Regions from separate parts of the Homo sapiens genome. Here region 2 is linked to region 1. A link is a contact called in ENCODE Hi-C or POLR2A ChIA-PET data. All regions are on one chromosome and are shown on one strand. The core of a region is the stretch at or near the end of the contact, and the rest is flanking DNA. Distances in the headings are between cores, read along the strand shown. Region 1 overlaps FAM178B (family with sequence similarity 178 member B). Region 2 overlaps FAM178B (family with sequence similarity 178 member B).

What was found. A loop is a pair of places that touch in the nucleus more often than their neighbours do. ChIA-PET counts read pairs that join two places held with the same protein, here RNA polymerase II (POLR2A). Pooled maps may share reads with other maps.
Region 2: a map of prostate gland shows a loop between it and region 1 (5-fold over the local background). The contact joins two enhancer-like sites. A Hi-C loop is called at or near these places in 41 of 168 maps with a recorded cell type or tissue (CD4-positive, alpha-beta memory T cell, CD8-positive, alpha-beta T cell, Caco-2 and 22 more) and 33 of 50 pooled maps. POLR2A ChIA-PET finds 5 or more read pairs at or near these places in 11 of 52 experiments (CD4-positive, alpha-beta T cell, CD4-positive, alpha-beta memory T cell, H1 and 7 more).

What each region holds. Positions count from the first base shown.
Region 1 is chr2:96,905,932-96,909,584 of GRCh38, forward strand. All of the region lies in intron 12 of FAM178B (family with sequence similarity 178 member B), which reads right to left. Among named protein-coding and RNA genes, the nearest start is that of SEMA4C, 38 kb to the left of the region's middle. RefSeq lists an enhancer at 741-1,336. Within about 2 kb of position 1,905, at least 23 of the 41 ENCODE cell types and tissues checked have a DNase peak (open chromatin) inside an H3K27ac peak, as active enhancers do; they include dorsolateral prefrontal cortex, ovary, prostate gland and 3 more, where a contact is called at or near this core.
Region 2 is chr2:96,949,651-96,953,303 of GRCh38, forward strand. FAM178B (family with sequence similarity 178 member B) reads right to left here. Exons shown (of 17, transcript NM_001122646.3): 7 at 1,729-1,834. Among named protein-coding and RNA genes, the nearest start is that of FAM178B, 35 kb to the right of the region's middle. RefSeq lists enhancers at 372-1,013, 1,014-1,653. Within about 2 kb of position 1,686, at least 8 of the 41 ENCODE cell types and tissues checked have a DNase peak (open chromatin) inside an H3K27ac peak, as active enhancers do; they include dorsolateral prefrontal cortex, ovary, prostate gland and 3 more, where a contact is called at or near this core.

The DNA.
Region 1 (3,653 bases), core at 655-3,154:
TGCGATATCGGCTCACCGCAACCTCTGCCTCCTCGGTTCAAGCGATTCTCCTGCCTCAGCCTCCGGAGTAGCTGGGATTCAGGCATGTGCTACCACGCCCAGCTAATTTTTTTATTTTTAGTAGAGACGGGGTTTCTCCATGTTGGTCAGGCTGGTCTTGAACTCCCTACCTCAGGTGATCCGCCTGAGTGTTCTGCCCACCTCAGCCTCCCAAAGTGCTGGGATTACTGGTGTGAGCCACCGCGCCCAGCCAATACTTTTTCTTTTTCTTTCTTTTTTTTTTTTTTTGAGCAGGAGTCTTGCTCTGTTTCCCAGGCTGGAGTGCAGTGGCGGCATCTCAGCTCACTGCAAGCTCCGCCTCCTGGGTTCAAGCGATTCTCCTGCCTCAGCCTCCCAAGTAGCTGGGATCACAGGCATGTACCACCAAGCCCGACCGAAAATAATTTTTCTGGCATAAGTTTATCCCATGTGATATGTGCATCGTGTCTAGCAACCCTGAGAGGGACCAACCATTCCCCTCCATGCCTGACTGTGAAGGCCTGATGTGAACCATCGTGGGGGTGCCCTGACCCTGGGCCCCTTCAGCCTCAACCCCCTCCTGTGCAGCACCACTGTGTACTCACTCAACACTTCCCACTTCCCCCACACTGAGCACTGAGGAAAGGCAGCGCCCACCCGGACTGAACCATGGGATAACTAACAGAAGCCCCTTATCCCCTCTCTACGGCCCCTACAACAGACCCCCGTGGGTGCAGGCCACCCCGTGGCCCCACACCCAGAGCCCCAAGCTTCAGGTTCTCCCCCACGCACAGGCCTTCGCCTCCCTGTCAGACAGGGCCAGCTTTCCAGCTGTTTGGGAGCCCCAGCAGCAGCTGGGCCGGGAACACAGTGGGAGGTCAATGGCCCCTCTGAGCTGCTCCACAGTGAACTCAAAGCCAGTCAGAAGTCTGCATCTGGGCTTCATTAATCCAAAACTTGAGGCCTGCGCGGGAGCTCGTTTACTCGTTTACTCACAGCGGGCGAGGAGGGCCTGCCCGGCCCGGGGGTGAGGGGAGCAGGCAGGCCGGCAAAGCAGTGCCAGGGGTGGTTCCAGAAGGGAAGAGGCGGGCAGGGTGGGTCAGGATGGGGCTGTTATCCAGAAATGAAGAAAAGCACCACAAGAAGCACCAAGAGGGTGCATGGATGAAAAGAAACCCACATGTGAGTGGCGAGCCCCCTTGCTGTCCCCGCCTGCCCACTGCCTTTCATCCTGATGGCCCTCCCCGCCTTTTAAACCCCGTCCTGCATTCTTAGTTCCCACTGGGACACAGCAAGGAGGGGGCAGGGGGCGGGGCGAGACCATTTTTTTATTTTACAGACTGAGAACTTATTCCATGGAGAAGAAAAAGAAAAGCCTCACCCCACCACCACCCAGACTGTGCAGGGCACAAGCAGAGGGGCTGGCTGAGGCTGGCTGTGGGCTCTCCCTCCCATAGAAGAGGCCTGACCCCACCTGGCAAGGCCTCCCCGGAACTCCAACCAGGTTCAGAGGAGGAGGCAGAAGCCATGGGGCCATCCCAGCCACTGTCATATAAGGCAACAGGCTCCAGCCCTGGCGTGCACCAGCCAGGCCAGGCTAGGCCAGGCCAGCTTCTGCCTCCGCCCTGTCCCCCTCCACCCACCAAGGGCCTCCACAAGACCAGGACACTGGATTAGCACTCAGAGGAGTCGAAGGCACTGAGACATTCACAAATGACTTTTCCAAACCCGCAGCAGGGCCAGAAGTGGAATGCCAGCGCTCTGCTTCCTAGCCTCCGCAAGGGGCACCCAGGAAGGCAAAGGCACCAACCACGTGGGCTGCTGGGATGTCGGGCAGTGACATAGGCCAGCACAGCCCCTCTGGAGCCCCTTGTCTTCACTCCCTGGGAGGAGAACTGGGCCCTGCCAAGACTGAACTGCCCTAAAAGGCTGTCAGGCACCTGGCCAAAGGCATGAGCTGCCTTTTCCAGTCTCCAGGGCAGCTCAGGAAGCAACGGCAGTGGCCTGTTCCACCGTGGCAATGCTGCCTGACATGCTGCCTCAGGGCGTCCGCCTGGCTCGCACCCCGGGCCTCTTGTCCATCAGGCTGCCTGTCAGCCACCTGCTCGGCACTCCTTCCCTGGACTCTTCATTGCGCACTTGCCAGGTGGGAAGAACAAGGGGGTGGGCTTAGAAGCTGGTTGTCCCTCCCGGGGGTCTGCAAGCCCACAGCCACCAGACTGCCTGGTCATCCACAGACCAGTCTGAGCACACAGAGTGTGGACGGGAATAGACGGCGGGACACAGTCGGCCACAGACCCAGACGAGTGGACCACCACAGGGCAACATGAGGAACCCGTCTATATATAACCACGCACATTGACGTGGAGAGGCCCCACAAACCAGGTGTTGAGCCAAGGAAGCCAGACCCAAGGGAGAATGCTCTGCATGGTCCCATTTATATAAATGTTTAAAAACAGGCAAAATTGGGCTAGGCACAGTGGCTCACACCTGTAATCCCAGCACTTTGGGAAACTGAGGCAGGAGGCTCATTTGAGGTCAGGAGTTCGAGGCCATCCTGGGCAACATAGGGAGACCCCATCTCTCAAAAACCAACCAACCAACAAAACAGGTAAAATGAATCTATGTGATGGAAGCTGTGAAAGTGATTACCTCTGCAGGAGGGAACGCCTGGCAGGGGCCTGATGGGGCTTCTGGGGAGCGGCAGACATTCTGTCCCATGGTCAGGTGGTACATGGATGATCTCTTTTGCAAAGGGCACGAAGTGTCCACCTATGATATGGGTCCTTCCATTCACACGTATTATAAGTAAATTAAAAGGTACACATGAACAATCATACCAACTTCCATTCTCATCTCCCTCTTTGTATGATAAAAATCACAGAACCTCAGGCTTAGAAAACACCTTGAAGTCTGCTGGGCGCAGTGGCTCTCGCCTGTAACCCCAGCACTTTGGGAGGCTGAGGTGGGAGGATCACCTGAGGTCAGTTCGAGACCAGTCTGGCCAACATGGTGAAACCCCGTCTCTACTAAAAATACAAAAATTAGCCGGGTGTGGTGACAGGTACCTGTAATGCCTGCTACTTGGGAGGCTGAGGCAGGAGAATCACTTGAACCTGGGAGGCAGAGGTTGCAGTGAGCCGACATCACGCCACCGCCCTCCAGCCTGGGCGACAGATCAAGACTCTGTCTCAAAAAAAAAAAAAAAAAAGAAAAAAGAAAAAAGAAAACACCTTGAAGTCACCTAATCTAGCTTCTGCATAGTTATCCATTTTAATTCTCTTTGCCACACCCCCAATAAGTGTTCACTTCAGCAAAGGAAGTGCAGTATCTGCCAAGACAGCCCAAATTCATTTACCGGACTAACCAAAGGAAATCGTTCCCATATTTTGCCAAAACCTGCCCTTCTGGGACTTCCACTCAAAGCTTCTGGATCCTGTCCTCTGGGGCCTCCAGGAGGGAGCTCTCCGCCAACCTAGGTCCTCTACGCTTGGAAGAAGTTGCCACATTCCCGTGGCTGCCCCTTCCTGCAGGTGCCACAGCCCCCTCATTCCCATCTTTTTGTATCTTTTTTTGCCATTTTGGTTTGGGTCCTCTGACGGCCCTGGGGGTTGTCAATGTTCCCTTTCAAGTGC
Region 2 (3,653 bases), core at 436-2,935, 44 kb after region 1:
TCCCCTGAGGACACTGCCCAGAAGGCCCCCCAAAGCCAGTGCACCCCTTTCATGGATCTGGATTCAGCCATGGGGGATGGGAGCTTTTGTCTCTCCTTCCTGCAGAATGTGAACTGGAACTCTGCACTAACAGCGTGCCTCACAGAGGACACCCAGGCCCAGAGCAGAGCTCTGTGGGGGCACAAGGACAAGGCAGCTCACGGATGTCCCACTTAACTCCACATGGGCCCATCAGGCCTGGCTCCGAGGCACAGAGCTGATGCTAAGAAACCTGTCTGTAGCGACACAGGAGTAGGTGGCAGGGCCAGAACTCACACCAAGTCTGTCTGTCTGACCTCAGGGCTGGGTCCTGCACTCCTCTCCCCTCCAGCCCCCTCGCAGCATGATGGAGACGGGGAAAGAGGCAGGGGAAGGCTCGTCTGTGCCTCCCAGGATGGGGGTCTCTGAACCTGGAAGAAACCGACACGCCCCCGGGAAGGCACTCCACGCCAGTGTCAGGGTGACGCAGGGCCCCTCTGTGGGTGCCGTCTCAGATGGGTCCTTTGTGCCTCCCAATGCTCGATTGTGTGTTCCGTCACACACTGTGCAAGGAGCAGGGGCTGCACCGCCAGCGTGGGGAATAATGGCCCCACTGTTCCCCATTACTCACCCACTGCTCCTTCTGGGCCTTGGGTGGGGGATTGGGGGCTGACAAGGTTAGCAGCTACATACCAGGGCCCCAGAAGCTGCATGTCTTCCTCCTCCGGGGTAAGGAGGAGCAAGGTGAAGGACCCAGAGCACGAAGGGAGAGCTGGAGGGCTCTCTCTGGACTGCAGCCAGCCTGCCGAGGCCAAGCAGTTCCTGGAATAATCCGCCCCACATGATGGCTCTGATTTACAGCTGGGGTCCAGGCTCCAACTGGCAGGAATGGGACCAGCTGGAACTTGTGACCCACCTGTCCCCAGACAGGGACGATTCTGGGTGGGGACCAAGGCCAGGACGGCATCCTTATGCCTGGCATTCAGATCACAGCGGTTGGCTCCTGTCCCTGCTGGCTTCTCACTGCCTCTCTCTGTGCAAAGGTGTCAAGCCCTGGGCAAAATGTATGTTCCCCTATGGCAAAACGCTCTAGCAGCAACCAGGAGGGAAAAAACAGCACAGCCAGAGCAGCCGTTCCAGGTTTTCCCAGCCAAGCTACAACTGCACACAGGAAGCACACGCTCAAACGCCCAAGCACCCTCGGCTCCAAATTCACGAGGGATCCAAACCAGGCACTGCAGGATTGCCGTGGGCCCTGAACGGCCCTCCCGCTGCGTATGGGATGAGGGACCTGTGATCGCTGGTGAAGAAATTAGCTTTGTTGCATAGGAAGCACTTGTTGAGGGGCTTGGACCGATTCACTGAGAGGTTAGACCGTAAGTCCACTGGGTACACCAGGTCCCTCAGGAAAGCCACGTGAGGGCACAGGCAGCACCCAGAGACACACACCTTCGGGGGAAGCAGAGGCTCCCAGCGCTCGCCGCTCTGGGAGACCACAGGCGAACCCCCTGCACCTCCCTGGCCTTGGCATTCTTAGCACCATTGTGGGGATCGATGCCCAATCAGCTCTCCTCCCTCCTCCCAGCCTGAGCCCAGCCAAGCAGCACCTAAGGCAAGAAGAGGTGAAGTGCCCACCCCTCAGCCTGTGGGCCTGCCGGGCCACCAGACTGCAGCGCTCCCGCCACCTAGTGGCAGGCCTGCGGTCCTCACCTGGAACAGCCACTGGAGCAGGGATACCGGGCAGTCAGGCATGTGCAGGTAGAGGATGTTCAGGAGGCCACTGCGCAGGAAGGAGAGCTGTTGGGCTGGCGGGGAGCTGGGAGGCAGAGGGCTGAGGTTAGGGGAGGCCTCTGTGCCAGCACACTTGTCTCGGTGACACCGCGGGAGGCTGTCACTACCCAGCTTCACTGGCTGTTGGGAAGCATATCTGTAACGCTAGAGACAAATGTGCTTTTCAAGCCCTCAGTGCATGATCTGTCAGAAGGAAAAGAACCCAGGCTAGCATCAGAATCACCTGCTCTTCTTGAATGTTGCGTGAACACACCTCATGGTGTTTAAAACACATGGCGGGTGGCTGGAGGCAGTGGCTCACGCCTGTAATCCCAGCACTTTGGGAGGCAAAGGCGGGTAGATCACGAGGTCAGGAGTTCAAGACCAGCCTGGCCAACATGGTGAAACGCTGTCTCTACTAAAAATACAAAAATTAGCCAGGCATGGTGGCATGTACCTGTAATCCCAGCTACTCGGGAAGCTGAGGCAGGAGAATTGCTTGAACCCGGGAGGTGGAAGTTGCAGTGAGCCAAGATCATGCCACTGCACTCCAGCCTGGGCAACAGGGCAACACTCCGTCTCAAACAAACAAAAAAACATGGTGGGGCAGTGCAGTCTGCCCTTTCCATTTGACCACAGGGGAAAGTGGAATATTTGCCAAGGGTGTGGAAAGGTGAGGAGTGAGGCCAGGAGTGGGTGTCTTAGCCTCGGGTTCCTCCAGCTGCAAGGGGCGGGCACGATTACCCCCACGAGGCCAGCGTCTCGCGATCTGGTTACACAGGGCGTTTCTGCTCTGCCTTATGTTTTTCAGATACAAAGGGGACACCTGAGAAGACCGGAAAATAACAGAAAGGGGCCCGGGATGAAGACATTCTGGGAAGGAAATACCAAACAAGAGTTCCATAGAGGATTCTTCAGAAACCATGTGAGCTGCAAGTGTCCCAGATTCCAGGGATGGGGGCGTGCTCAGACCAGCCACGCGGCTGTGGCTGTGACCGTGTGCCCATTCACACCACCCCCTCGGGCCTCTTCCTCCTAACAGGAGCTCTCAAAATCGGCGCTGGTGTGGAGATGAGCCCTGCCTTGGGGACCACTGACCCGGTAGATCACCTTGACCTACAAGATTCCAGATCTTTGCAAAATGAGTTGTTGAAATGTTTCATATGGTTGTAGGGCCTCTGGTAGAAGGTGCTTCAGAAGTCATTTTATAGGGGGTTGGCTGGACTTTGTCACCGTTCCTGAGCTCCTGGTCATCCCCAGAGAGCCTGGGTTTGGGGTAGGATTCTCCTACGTCCTGCGCATTTTGTGACCACCATCTTTGCTTGCTCTCTCTAGACCACGTCCCAAAGATCATTAACATGGATTCCAGGAAATGAAAACGTAAGTCACATTTGTTCTTCTTTTTAATGGCCCAAATGCATGCAAAGAACATTTCAGAAAGTACTTAACGTTGCCACCCTAGATAAAAAGTTTTTCAGTCAGCCCAACCTCCTCCTTCTGCTTCTCCTCCTTCTCCTTTAAAAAGGACATCATTTTTTAATCTGCCAGGAACAGAATGCTACAAAACAAAGATTATCCTCTGAGCCAAGCTGCTGTCTCTCTGAGAATGTCCAGGCAGTTTACAAATTGCATGTTTTTTCTCTAAGTCATTTAAGTTCAGAGGAGAAAGCAGCTTTGTTCCTGTGGTTGTGAAGTTTACCACCCTGAAATAGACCTTCGTTTGTACATACAAATACACGTGCACCCCAGGACTGCTGGCATGCTCCATTCTATCCACGTGCCCGGTCACATGGAGACTTTCAGGGACTGACCCCAGCAAGACGCATGGTTCAAGAACATGCACAGCAGCCCGAACGCAGACAATA